Linked DNA regions of Homo sapiens: region 1 is linked to region 2. The links are chromatin contacts, found by Hi-C or POLR2A ChIA-PET in ENCODE. All regions are on one chromosome and are shown on one strand. The core of a region is the stretch at or near the end of the contact, and the rest is flanking DNA. Distances in the headings are between cores, read along the strand shown. Region 1 holds the start of LUCAT1 (lung cancer associated transcript 1). Region 2 overlaps ADGRV1 (adhesion G protein-coupled receptor V1).

Evidence for each region. A loop is a pair of places that touch in the nucleus more often than their neighbours do. ChIA-PET counts read pairs that join two places held with the same protein, here RNA polymerase II (POLR2A). Pooled maps may share reads with other maps.
Region 1: a map of gastrocnemius medialis shows a loop between it and region 2 (15-fold over the local background). The contact joins the promoter of LUCAT1 here to the enhancer-like site in region 2. A Hi-C loop is called at or near these places in 2 of 168 maps with a recorded cell type or tissue (HepG2 and gastrocnemius medialis) and 1 of 50 pooled maps. POLR2A ChIA-PET finds 5 or more read pairs at or near these places in 3 of 52 experiments (Panc1, WTC11 and activated T-cell).

Annotation. Positions count from the first base shown.
Region 1 is chr5:91,311,763-91,318,555 of GRCh38, reverse strand. LUCAT1 (lung cancer associated transcript 1) reads left to right here and starts at 4,154. Exons shown (of 5, transcript NR_103548.1): 1 at 4,154-4,476; 2 at 4,779-4,918; 3 at 5,327-5,478. RefSeq lists enhancers at 3,855-4,642, 3,530-4,729, 6,174-6,718, 6,081-6,793.
Region 2 is chr5:91,013,263-91,020,071 of GRCh38, reverse strand. The region is part of intron 85 of ADGRV1 (adhesion G protein-coupled receptor V1); the gene reads right to left. Among named protein-coding and RNA genes, the nearest start is that of LUCAT1, 300 kb to the left of the region's middle. Within about 2 kb of position 2,561, at least 4 of the 41 ENCODE cell types and tissues checked have a DNase peak (open chromatin) inside an H3K27ac peak, as active enhancers do; they include gastrocnemius medialis, where a contact is called at or near this core.

The sequences.
Region 1 (6,793 bases), core at 2,905-5,404, 300 kb before region 2:
TTCCATATTGTTAGTAGAGATGGGGTTTTGTCATGTTGGCCAGGCTGGTCTCAAACTGCTGACCTCAAGGGATCTGCCCCCCTTGGCCTCCTAAAGTGCTGGGATTATATGTGGGAACCACAGTGCCCGACCGCCATCTATTAAAAAAAAAAAACAGCTTCAGAAATATCATGACATTCAATTCAGGAAGTCTACATGTAGGGCTGAATAGGAGATTCAAATAAATATTAATTTACAAAACTGTCTTCGTAGCATTATATAGTAATGGGAAATACAAGGTTTGGCTAAATATATTATGAAGCCATAAAAGAATAAATTGTTATAGCCAAAGAAATTGTTAGAACAATTAAATAGCTATAGAAAAGGGTGTGTCATCTATTATTAAATTTGAAAAGTAGTTAACAAACTAGCATGATCAGTATTCCTTATAAAAGTAAAATTCTGATGGCCGGGCACAGTGACACACTCCTATAATGCCAGCACTTTGGGAGGCTGAGGCAGGCAGATCGCTTGAGCTCAGGAATTCGAGACCAGCCTAGGCAACATGGTGAAACCCCATCTCTACAAAATAAAAACAAAACAAAACAATTCAGCTGGGCGTGGTGGCACACACCTGTAGTCCCAGCTACTCAGCTACTCAGGAGGCTGAAATGGGAGGATCACTTGAGCACAGGGAGATCAAGACCACAGTGAGCCCAGATCGCGGCCTGCACTCCAGCCTGGGTGACAGAGTGAGACCCTGCTTCAAACAACAACAACAAAACAACAACAAAGACCTCGCCCCCAACTTCACCTTCCCACCTACCCTCACCTCCAACTCCAAAAACAAACAAACAAACAACTTTGTAAAGTGTGTACTCCAGAATACCTACCATTGTTATTCCTTGGTTGTGAGATTATATGTTTCAGAGTTTCTTCTATGTGTGTGTGTTTTTTGTTTTTTTTTTTTTTTTTGAGACAGAGTCTCACTCTATTGCCCAGACTGGAGTCCAATGGTGTGAGCCACCGTGCCCAGCCTTACATATGTATTTTTAAATGTTTACAGTAACCTAATGAAACAACATGTTGTTTTACTTTGTTTCATTTTAAAATACTGCTTAAAATTATTATAAGTAAACCAAAGTGGATTTCCTAAGGACTCATAGCTACAGAATATCTCAAAGCAGAAAAAGTAAAACTTGCAAGTGAATTAGAATCACAAAAAGTCTGAATATTTTCTGTTTTCATTGTTGTTACCCAAACATTTATCTCAAGTGGAAATATTTCCCTCTGGGCTCCAAAAGAGATTTGTAAAATTACTACTGCCTGCCAAAAGAAATTAATATTGCAAATAGTAATTAAACTCTGGGGGGTAAATAAAAAACCACAATTCACAATTATCCTTGAGTGGAATCTGCAAAGGTTGGAGGTAAGTGGAGAGCTCCTCTTTCAAAGTCAAATCAAGTCAATAGTGTTAAGCACCACAGTGTGGACAGGACCCACTGGACTAAACTCTGAGGAAACACAAAATGTGTGACCCAAAGTCCTTGTTCGCCAGAGACAATACTTATGTAGCCAAGGAAATTCCTGTTAGAAAACGGTTTGCAGTGAGTAGGAAGGATGGTGTAGAGGTGAATAGTGGGGTTATGGATAGTGTGGATTGTCATTCCTTTGATCTGAACCAGGGGTTGCAAAAACATAATCCGAAATTTGAATCAGCCCTTGCAGACAAGTTAAAGCATTTATAATGCTTAAAAGTGTGTTAGAAACCAGCTGGGTGTGGTGGCTTATACCTGTAATCCCAGCACTTTGGGCGAGTGGATCACTTGAGGTCAGGAGTTCGAGACCAGCCTGGCCAACATGGTAAAACCCCATCGCTACCAAAAAGAATAAAAAATTAGCCAGGTGTGGCAGTGTGCACCTGTAATCCCAGCCACTCAGGAGGCTGAGGCAGGAGAATCGCTTCAACCTGGGAGGCAGTGAGCCGAGACCATGCCACTGCACTCCAGCCTGAGTGACAGAGCGAGACTCCATCTCAAACAAACAAAAAAGTTAGAAACCTATTTAGCTTATTTCGGGCATAGCACAGAGCAGCTAGTCCAAATCACAAATTTAAGTTTTCTGTTCCTATAGGTATAGTTTTTGAGTCTCGTATCTAAGCTATCCTTGAATCCCTACTTGAAAGTTGACCAACATTTGTCAAACAAAAAAATCTAGAGAATACTGCTCTTTAATGACCAACATGAAAGTACTGTGCTACTAAATTTTATATTTATTTATTTATTTACTTATATTGAGACAGGGTCTCTTTCTGTCACCCAGGCTGGAGTGCAGTGGTATGATCATGGCTCACCACAGCCTCCATCTCCTGGGCTTAGGTCATCTTCCAGCCTCAGCCTCCCATGTAGCTGGGAACACAGGTGCATGCCACCATATCCAGCTAATTTTTTGATATTTTTGTAAGGACAGGGGTGTCACTCTTGCCTGAGCTGGTCTTAAACTCCTGAGCTCAAGAGATCCTCCCACCTCGGCCTCCCAAAGTGCTAGGATTATAGGTGTGAGCCACCATACCCAGCCTACTAAATTTTAATAATGGTAACTTCTGCAATTTTCAGGAAATAGCTACTAGGTAGGATTTCCTCCTAGGCCACTTTTCTCTTTTCTTTTTTTCCCCCTTCCCTTTCCCCTTCTTCTCCTTCCCCTTTTTCCTCTTCCCCTTCCCCTTCTTCTCCTTTCAGAAGGAGTCTCGCTCCATCACCCAGGCTAGAGTGCAGTGGGGTGATCTGGGCTCTCTGCAACCTCCATCTCCCAGGTTCAAGCGATTCTACTGCCTCAGCCTCCGAGTAGCTGGGATTATAGGAGTGCACCAACACATCTGGATTTTTTGGATTTTTTGTAGAGACAGGGTTTCACCATGTTAGGTCAGACTGGTCTCCAACTCCTGATCTCAAGTGATCTGCATGCTCCGGCCTCCCAAAGTACCGGGATTATAGGAGTGAGCCACCACACCTGGCCTCTAGGCCACGTTCTTAAAGCTTTGTCCTGTCACCATTTATCTGCCAGGGACAAAAACAAAGAAACAAACAGAAGTAAGCCGATATCAAGTAGAAAAAAAAGCAAAACAAGTTAAGATTCTATTATGCTAGGAAGGTAGGTATAGATAAGTTCCTATAGGACCCTAATGGTCAGGATATTGAATTTCGACTTTATCCTGAAGACAATAGGGAGTCTTTGATATGGAGACAGACTAGAAATGTAAAATCAGTCTCTACATTTCAGAAACAAGGCTGAGTGCCGTGGCTCATGCCTAGAATCCCAGCACTTTGGAAGGCCGAGGCGAGCGGATCACTTGAGGTCAGCAGTTTGAGATCAGCCTGGCCAACATGGCGAAACTTCGTTTCTACTAAAAATACAAATAGCCAGGTGTGGTGGCAGGCGTCTGTAATCCCCGGTACTCAGGAAGCTGAAGCAAGAGAATTGCTTGAACCCAGGAGGCAGAGGTTGCACTGAGCCAAGATCACACCATTGCACTCCAGCCTGGGCAACAGAGTGAGACTCAGTCTCAGTAACAAAATCTAGGCTGGGCGTGGTAGCTCACGCCTGTAATCCCAGCACTTTGGGAGGCTGAGGTGGGCGGATCACCTAAGGTCAGGAGTTCCGGAGCAGCCTGGGCAACATGGTGAAACCCCGTCTCTACTAAAAATGCAAAAATTAGCTGGGTGTGGTGGCATGCGCCTGTAGTCCCAGCTACCAGGGGAGGCTGAGGCAGGAGCATCACTTGAACCCGGGAGGTGGAGGTTGCGGTGAGCCAAGATCACACCACTGTACTCCAGCCTGGCTACAGAGTGAGACTCCATCTCAAAAAAGAAAAAAAAAAAAGAAAATCTATTGACAAGATTGACAAGAGTTCATTTTAAAGATGATTCTCTACACTTGGAGCATGGGATCTTGCCTGTCAGCAATTTTCAGCCGTCTCCAGATTAGTAACTGTGACTTGCCACCCTGGTTGATGGGCTGGCAGGAAGGAGTGTGTCATATCAGAGATTGCCACAGACACCCAGGGCAATGTGATTTGTCACTTAAAGAGGACGGCAGATCAAGAGCATCTCATCCTCCGGCTGCTGAGTCATCCTGCTCTGGCAGTTATTTAAACAGAAGGCTCCAGGAGACATACAATCAACACTCCACTCAGACAATGCCCAGACCTCCAGAAACCATGTGTCAAGCTCGGATTGCCTTAGACAGGTGCAATTTAAGAACAGCTTTCATCCTCTTTTCTCTCATATTGTCACACTATGTGTTCTGACTTCTGGCTCCTTTCCTCACAAGAAGCTCACCCAGCTGGAACTCTTATGGGACCTTGGCACCAGAGACCACAAATTCCTCTTTGAAGTTTTCTAACAGCAACAATGGTATTTCTGACTTGGCTTTCTTGTATTTCTCTCACGTTAACAAAATTGGTTCAGCATCTACCATGGGCTACATGCTGAGCTACAGGTAAGGTTTGGCTAAAGGATGAATAAGAACCCCTCCTTGTCTTCAGGAGTTTGTCTAGCAGAGGAGTCTGTCATGTAATCAGGAAACTCCAGTACACAACGTGATAGCTCTAAGACAGGTATATACAAGATGATGTTCTGGACCTTAACTGTTTGGGGAGTACTACTGCCTTTGTCTAAAAGCCATCACCCTTTTTATATGCCATTTGGGAGGAACTGGGGGGACGTGGGAGGCTTCAAAGGGTTATGGGAGGATGGACATTTTAAAAGGGCTTTTCTTTTCTTTTTTTTTTTTTGAGACAGAGTTTCGCTCTGTCGCCCAGGCTGGAGTGCAGTGGCGCGCGATCTCGGTTCACTGCAAGCTCCACCTCCCGGGTTCACGCCATTCTCCTGCCTCAGCCTCCTGAGTAGCTGGGACTACAGGCGCCCGCCACCACACCCAGGTAATTTTTTGCATTTTTAGTAGAGACGGGGTTTCACCGTGTTAGCCAGGATGGTCTCGTTCTCCTGACCTCATGATTCACCCGCCTTGGCCTTCCAAAATGCTGGGATTACAGGCGTGAGCCACTGTGCCCTGCCAAAGGCCTTTTCAAATCTAACGATGTACTCACATTTCCACCTGTCTGCCAGCCCTTGTCCAGTTTGACCTGGGCACTCACTGCTGCTCTGGTGGTGAGTACTGCTGATGGTTCTTTTCCCTGCCCATCCTTGAGGTGCTCGCTTCAATATGTCAAATGAGGACTCTCATTACATTTGGCTGTCATACATCAGCCACAACTGTCCTGCCCAGAAGAGCTGGCCTTGGCTTTAAAGCCTACATCCTGGCTGACCTTCTTTACTGCTTTATTAAGGAATCCAACTTGCTGTTTGCTATCACATGTGCTATACATGCTGTTGATGAAACTGCTAAAGGGGCTGAATGTGACTGACGTCTTTGGAAGGATGAGACTTAGCGTGCCTGTACAGTTGTGTCCAAATGCTGTCCTCATCTCCCAATGAAAAGGTATTGTAAATAAAGAGAAAGATCAGAGGCTTATTTTAAACACTAAATATGAGCTAGGAGCTGTCCTAGACACTATGTAAAAGTTTTATTTAGTTCTCACTGTAATGTTGGCCTTATGTTAGCATCCCATTTTTCAGACTGAGGAAATTATGGCTCAGAGAGGTTAAGAGACTTATTGAAGGTCACACAGCTCCACAAACTTTGGTGTAGATTGAACGTGTACATGGGTCTATGTGACTTTGAATCTTGCATTCTTTACATTATTGGAATATTTCACAGAAGGAAAATGACATATTAACATGGCAATAAGATTTCTGGTTCCAGTCTGGTTACTGGTCTTCCAAGAGTGTTATAGGATGTATAGCCTGAGCTCTGAAGCTTTGTTCTGAAGCATGCTATCAATATGAACAAATTGGTATGGAAGGAAGCCACAAATTATATACTAAAATCTAGTTCATCAGAGGAAAATATAGTTAAATACATTTACATTCCCAGAACTGTTAATATTGAAGAATAAAACACACAGTGGGAAAGAGACGAAGAGAAAATACGCCTGTTTTTATGACTTGTTGATATCTACAGGGTTTTTCCTTAAGCCTCACAACAATTTACAGCATTGCCAGCAGCATTCAGTACATTCAGAACAGGATAATTTCACCCGCAGCTGAACTAGGGCCATGCCTGGGACAGACAGAGAATGGCCTTCCAGCAGACATGCCAAGAAGCAAGCCAGGGTCAGTGAGTGAAGAGGAGGGCAGGCCCATTTGAAGCAACACAGTTTATGTAAGTGTGATCTAACTGCTTTCACTGGAAATGGGTCAGACTCCAGTTGAGAGAACCAGGGGCCTGAATGACCCCAGCAAAATCACTGTGGCAATTCTTTCAATCACCTCTGAGAATATGGCCCTGTGACGACATAATGACGTTTGGATTAATTCCAGTCGGCTGTGTTTTCCCCTCCTTTCTTGCCTCCCCGTAGTTGATTTGCCAAATTTTTTTTGTTTGCTTAAATACGCGGAACTAAACAGGATACATTATATGACAGTCTGTGATAAATTTACCACTGGGAATAGGGAAAAAGTATGGGATAAAGAAATAGGTATTTTTCGCCTCTCACAGCTGTGATTCAGTTCTGACTCAAAAGGAAGTGTGCCACCTACTGAATCACAGAAACCACTTCCTGTGGCTGTTTGGTTTATTCTGGAGGAGCATCAGGCCAAGTGCTGCCCTGCCCTGACCCTGACTGGCTCTTCAGAGCCAAGGCATTCACAGCTTGAGGTGGTTTGGCCTCAGACTCTTGAGAACATTGCATATT
Region 2 (6,809 bases), core at 1,312-3,811:
AAAAATTAAAGTTAGAAACACTATATTTCTTCTAAAACTTTCTTAAACATGACATACTTTAATCACTAAGGCTTTGACAGGCCCAATTATTGGGTGAAAATTTTAACATTCTAGCTGCTCAAACAATTATACAGGGAGAAAGCATGAGACCTGGGGGTGGAAGACAGACAGAGAGTAGGAAATAGTTAAACAAATGTATGAAAAATGTTCTGCACCAGAATAATTAGATTTCGCTCTACATATATTTAAATAATCATAGTGAATCTGAAGAGCTAACGATGTGGAGAAATAGAAAATAATCATTTTTTAAGGGTCATGTGCTCAGATAGCAGTATTTTCACTAACAACCAGTTTGTTTGAATGACATCTATCACCGAAATCCCAGGAATTTAAGGATTAAAAAATAATTACAAAACAGTTTCCAAGTCATCAGACTTTTATGAAAAAAGAGGGATCAAGTGGCATCATATCCATTTTTTTCCCACAGAAGAGAAATAACCAAGTAAATTAATGTACAGCAATGTTCAAAGCTATTACATCTGTTGCTGTTAGCCAAGGGCAAGAAGAGCTGTCTTAATGTTGGTCTCACTTTGCTCTAAAGTATAACAGACTCATCAAATAGTATAAGTCTTAAGGTAAGAAAAAGTGGTTAAAGGTGTTCTGGCTAAAATGATCATCCATACCAGATTAAAGGAGACAACAATCACAAAGGTGAATGCACAAAAAGCCCACTGCTACTTTCCTTACTACTTACTAATTATGGTGTACCTGTGTAACAGACATAGATGCTAGTTGCCAGTACATTTATTCCCTGTTCTTCTGGTAACAGCAGTTTAGAATTTCCTTTGAAATTCATGTGATTTCATCATAACTGACCTCATCTTCCCTGCTTTTGCTCTAGCCATGGGCATATGACCTGGATAATCAATGTTATCTGCTCTCCTAGCCACAATGATAAGTTCAGGCGTGGATATTGAATCCATGCAGCCAACAGGACTCCTATTTAGAACTTCTGTTGGAACTGTTGAAAAGAGAAACTATCTTTCTTCTGGACTGGTAGGCTGAAAGGATGAGAACCTGAAGCCACCAGCCATTATGTTGCCACCCTGAGGGAGGCATCTTACAGTGATGAAATGACCGATTTCTATAACACCGGCTCAACACCTAGATGGTGAAAGTCAGAATGCTGTGACATCTTGAACCTCTGAATTCAGCAATGATTGAAGCCAGTCATTCGCCAACTTACTTAAGCTTTAAGGCTTAAGCCATGGCAGTTTACACTGGATTTCTGTCATTTGTATTAGCATGAATCCTAAGTTTGCTTCATCAAATATAGGGATATTTATTTATTGAATCAGTATAACTCTGCTTTAGAAGACAGCTTCATAAAGGAATCCAAATGTGACTATTTAACAAAAGGATTTAAGATTAATTTCTTAATTTATTTGTATGAATGTCCAGTTGCATTTTCCCCTTTAGCTGACTTAGGGCAAACATGGTATGCAAGACCTACAAGTTTCTTCTTTTTAGAAATGCAAAAGTTGCCTTTCACACCTAAGAACCCAAAGCAAACACTACTTGAGGTCAAGATACTGTGTAACATAAATCTCAGCTTTTCTTTCAACACTTCTCTTGAAGAGGCTCTGCCAAAACCTCTCTCCCACTATGCTGCTATGTAAATCTCCCATATCCAGTTTACCAAAGGCATCTCCCATGGAATCTCTGGCCAGGTCCCGGGACAGCAGAAGGAACTGTTTGAGAAATTCATCTGGAGCTGAGCTGTCTGGAGCTTCAGTTAACTCCACATATTTAAGGGCAGGGAGAATTGCAGTCTAGGAAGACCCCCTGGGATTGCCTGTAGGACATTCATCTTTCAGAACAGACAAGGTCAGAAGAGAGAAAAGATGCTCAGAGACTTTCAGAAAAGGTATTTCCTTCCCTTTCAGAACCAGGTTCTTTATTAGGTCTCTGTATATCATTTTCTTTTTCTAAGTGAATATAGAAGATCCAGCATGTACTTGTTAAAAACATAGTAGGGTAGATTATGAATACTCTCAATATAATATATTTGTTTTACATTCTTTCAGAATATCATATATACTTTATACTGCTGAATATATAAAATTATAGTTTTCTGTTAACAATTTAGTTATGTTGACTGATTGGAAGTGATTCTTTTTCTTCTAGGTCCATAGCTTTCAAACCTCAATCTGCATTAGAATCCTCTGAGGACTTGTTCAAAGTGCTGACACCCAGGGCCCACACTAGACCTGAGAAATAAGAATCTCTGTAGGAGACTAGAAATCGAAATTTTCTAGTGATACAAGTCACCTGGAAACCACACACTGGAAAACATTGTCCTGGGGGTAAATTCACATCCAAGGGCATACATACATTTGTACCTTATAACTCTACTTAACAACAATTCACATCACTGGTGACATGTCTACATCTTGATGCTTTTATCATAAAATCCTATTTACCAAGAGGCACAGCACAGAGTTCCAAAGAGCATGTAATAATTGCTCTGACTGGTTGTTTTGCCTGCAATCACCCCCTGTATTCATGCCACGGGAGGATAAAGTGTTCCTGACTCACTGCTGAAGTAACAGCACAATATAAACAACTTGAGCTCTCCTTCAGATAGGAAAGCAAAAGACATTTCATAGACCCCCACAGATCCACTGGTACATTTTAAATGGAAAATTTATCATTTTTTTTTTGGTGCTTATTTTATACTTTCATTTTGAACATGGAATTACAAAGAAGTACTTGCTGTATTATCTTTCACATTAGAATACATTCTGCCAATTGTGGTCCAAATGTAGTTCATGTGGTTTGGCGGCTGGTCAATCAGTATTGCAAGACAGAACAGCACCTCTTAATGAAAAATATGTCAAAATTGAAAGTTTAGCAATAGTAGATTGAACAAGGCTCTTCATGAGTCACATATATCCATTTTGAAAGCCATGCTTGTAGTAAGTCATGTTTGAAATGTGTGTCAATTCTTGTGGACTGCTTGGTACTACTGAGTGCAATGGAACAATGATTTCATAAACGGTTCTCCCATTGGAACTCTTCAGTTTATATCCTGAATATCCCTACGTCTTCCAATCATATTACAGTCTAGATCAATGTTAAAGTTCTCTTCTCTGTTTCTCTGTTCCCTCATTAGCTTCCCTTTTCATCCCTGTACTTTCTCTTTTTACTAACACCAAGGATTAATATCAGGGACTACTTTTATTACTGTATCTCTAGTGTCTACTAGAGCAATTGGCACATAGAAGGTGCTTAAAAAATATTTATTGAATTGATGAACAACAAAAAAATGAACTAAATGACTTTCTTTTCTTTGGTCACATTATCTTTTATTCCATTTTAACTTAGTCTATATCCTCAAGCTGGAGCAGGTGAGCGTCATCTCTGATTTTCACCATTTGCCACAGGATACCTAAAATTCATCAATCTGACCTTTGGTAGGCTTATAGGATTGCATGTCTGTTTCTTCTACTAATGATGCAGAGGACAGTGAATGGTTTTCATGAAATATTGGCCAGCATTTCCCCTACCTCCAAAGTCCAGAGGTTTTCTTTGTAATCAATAATCAGCTTAAGGAAATTAAGACAGAAAAAGAGACCAGGTAAATGACCTGGGTCACAAGTAATTTTTCTCTGCATTTGTTCACATGTGTGTGAAGCTTGCAGGGACTGAGAACTAGGATGGGGGCTAGAGTGTGTAAGAACAAGGACCCTCCAGGGTCTGGTAATTTCTAAAGAACTTCCTACCACACAATACCTGAAACCAGATAATGAATAAATCCTTAAAAAACACAAGATATTGTTTGTCATTGTTAAGGCATGGCATGGTCCAAATTAGCCAATTAAAGGCTGATTAATAATTTAAAAAATATAAAAATCTTCAACTAAAATTTCACATCCAGCCAAATTAAGCTTCCTACATAAAGGAGAAATAAGATCTTTTTCAAATAAGCAAATGTTGAGGGAGTTCATTACCATCAGACCTGCCTTACAAGAGATCTTGAAAGGAGCACTAAATAGAGAAAGACTGTTACCAGCTAATACAAAACACACTTAAATACACAGATCAGTGACACTATAAAGCAACTTCACGAACAAGCCAGCATAATAACCAGCTAACACCACAATGACAGGACCAAATCCAAACATATCAATAATAACCTTGAATGTAAACAAGCTAAATGCCCCATTTAAAAGGCACAGTGGCAAACCAGATAAAAAAGCAAGCCCCAATTGTACGCTGTCATCTCACACATAATGACACCCATTGGCTCAAAATAGAGAGATGGAAGAAAATCTACCAAGCAAATGGAAAACAGAAAAAAGCAGAAGTTGCGATTCTAATTTCAGACAAAACAGACTTTAAACAAACAAAGACTAAAAAACACAAATAAGGGCATTAAATATTGGTAAAGGGTTTAATTCACCTAAAGGACCTAACTATCCTAAATATATATGCACCCAACACAGGAGCACCTAGGTTCATAAGACAAGTTCTTAGAAACCTACAAAGAGACATAGACTCCCGCACAACAATAATGGGAGACTTCAACATTCCACTGACAGTATTAGATAGACCATTGAGGCAGAAAATTAACAAAGATATTCGGGACCTGAACTCAAAGTTGGACCAAATGGATTTGCTAGACCTCTACAGAACTCTCCACCCAAAAACAACAAAATATACATTCTTCTCATCGCCACATGGCACATACTTTAAAATCTACCACATAATTGGACATAAAACAATCATCAGTAAATGCAAAAGAACCACAATCATACCAAACACACTCTCAAACCACAGTGCAGTAAAAACAGAAGTCAAGACTAAGACAATTGCTCAAAACCATGCAATTACATGCAGATTAAACAATATGCTCCTAAATGATTTTTGGGTAAAAAAATGAAATTAACAGAGAAATCAAGAAGTTCTTCAAAACTAACGAGAACAAAGATACAAAATGCCAGAAACTCTGAGACACAGGTAAGGTAGTGTTAAGAGGGAAATTCATAGCACTAAATGCCCACATCAAAAAGTTAGATAGATCTCAAATTAATAGTCAAACATCACGACTCAAATATTAGAGAAGCAAGAACAAAGGAACCCCAAAGCTAGCAGAAGACAAGAAACAACCAAAATCCCAGCTGAACTGAAAGATATCAAGACACAAAAAAACCATTCGAAAGATGGAGTTGGTTTTTTGAAAAAATTAATAAGATATATAGGCCGCTAGTTAGATTAATAAAGAAGAAAAAAGATCCAAATAAACACAATTAGAAATGACAAAGGGGATGTTACCACTGCCCCTCACAGAAATAAAAATTACCATCAGAAACTACTACAAACACACCTTTGCATACAAACTGGAAAACCTAGAAGAGATGGATAAATTCCTGGACACATATACTTTCCCAAGACTGAATCAGGATGAAATAAATTCCCTGAACAGACCAATAACAAGCTCCAAAATTGAGTCAGTAATAAATAGCCTACCAACCAAAAAAAAACAAAAAACAAAAAAACTCCCAGGACCTGATGGATTTACAGCCAAATTCTACCAGATGTACAAAGAAGAGCTGGTACTATTTCTATTGAAACTATTCAAAAAAATTGAGGAGGAAGGACTCCTCTCCAACTCATGCTATGAGGCCAGCATCATCCTGATACCAAAACCTGGCAGAGAAACAACAAAAGAAAAACTTCAGCACAGTATCCTTGATAAACATCGATGCAAAAATCCTCAATAAAATACTTACAAACCATATTCAACAGCACATCAAAAAGCCAATCCACCATGATCAAGTAGGCTTCAGCCCCGGGAGTTCTTTCACCTCCCTGGTTAGCTGTATGTCTAGGGGTGTGTGTGTGTGTGTGTGTGTGTGTGTGTGTGTGTGTGGCAATTGTGAATGGGATTGCCTATGAGGCTACAGTAAGCAAAACAGCATGGTACTGGTATAAAAACAGACACATAGACCAACGGAACAAAATAGAGAGCCCAGAAATAAGGCCACATACCTAGGATCATCTGATCTTTAACTAAGCTGACCAAAACATACCATTGGGAAAAGACTCCCTATTCAATAAATGGTGCTGGGATAAATGTCTAGCCATACGCAGAAGATTGAAGCTGGACTGCTTCCTTACACCATACACAAAAATCAATTCAAGATGAATTAAAAACTTAATGTAAAACCCAAAACTATAAAATCCCTGGAAAACCACCTAGGCAATACCACCCTACACATAGAAATAGCAAAGATTACATGACAAAGACAACAACAGCAATCTCAACAAAAGCAAAAATTGACAAATGTGATCTAATGAAACTTAAGAGCTTCTGCACAGCAAAAGAAACTATCAACAGAGAAAACAGACAACCTATAGAATGGGAGAAAAAAATTCAAATTATGCATCTGACAAAGGTCTAATACTCAGTATCTATGAGGAACTTAAATTTACAAGAGGAAAGCAAACAACCCCACTAAAAAATGGGCAAAGGACATGAACATACACTTTTCAAAAGAAGACATACATGTGGCCAACAGGCATATGAAGAAAGCTCAGTATCACTGATCATTAGAGAAATGCAAATCAAAACCACAATGAGATACCATCTTACACCAGTCAGAACAGGTATTATTAAAAAGGCAAAAAATAACAGATGCTGTCAGGGTTGCCAAGAAAAGGGGACAATTATACACTGTTGGTGCTAATGTAAATTAGTCCAACCATTGTGGAAAGCAGTATGGTGATTCCTCAAAGAGCTAAAA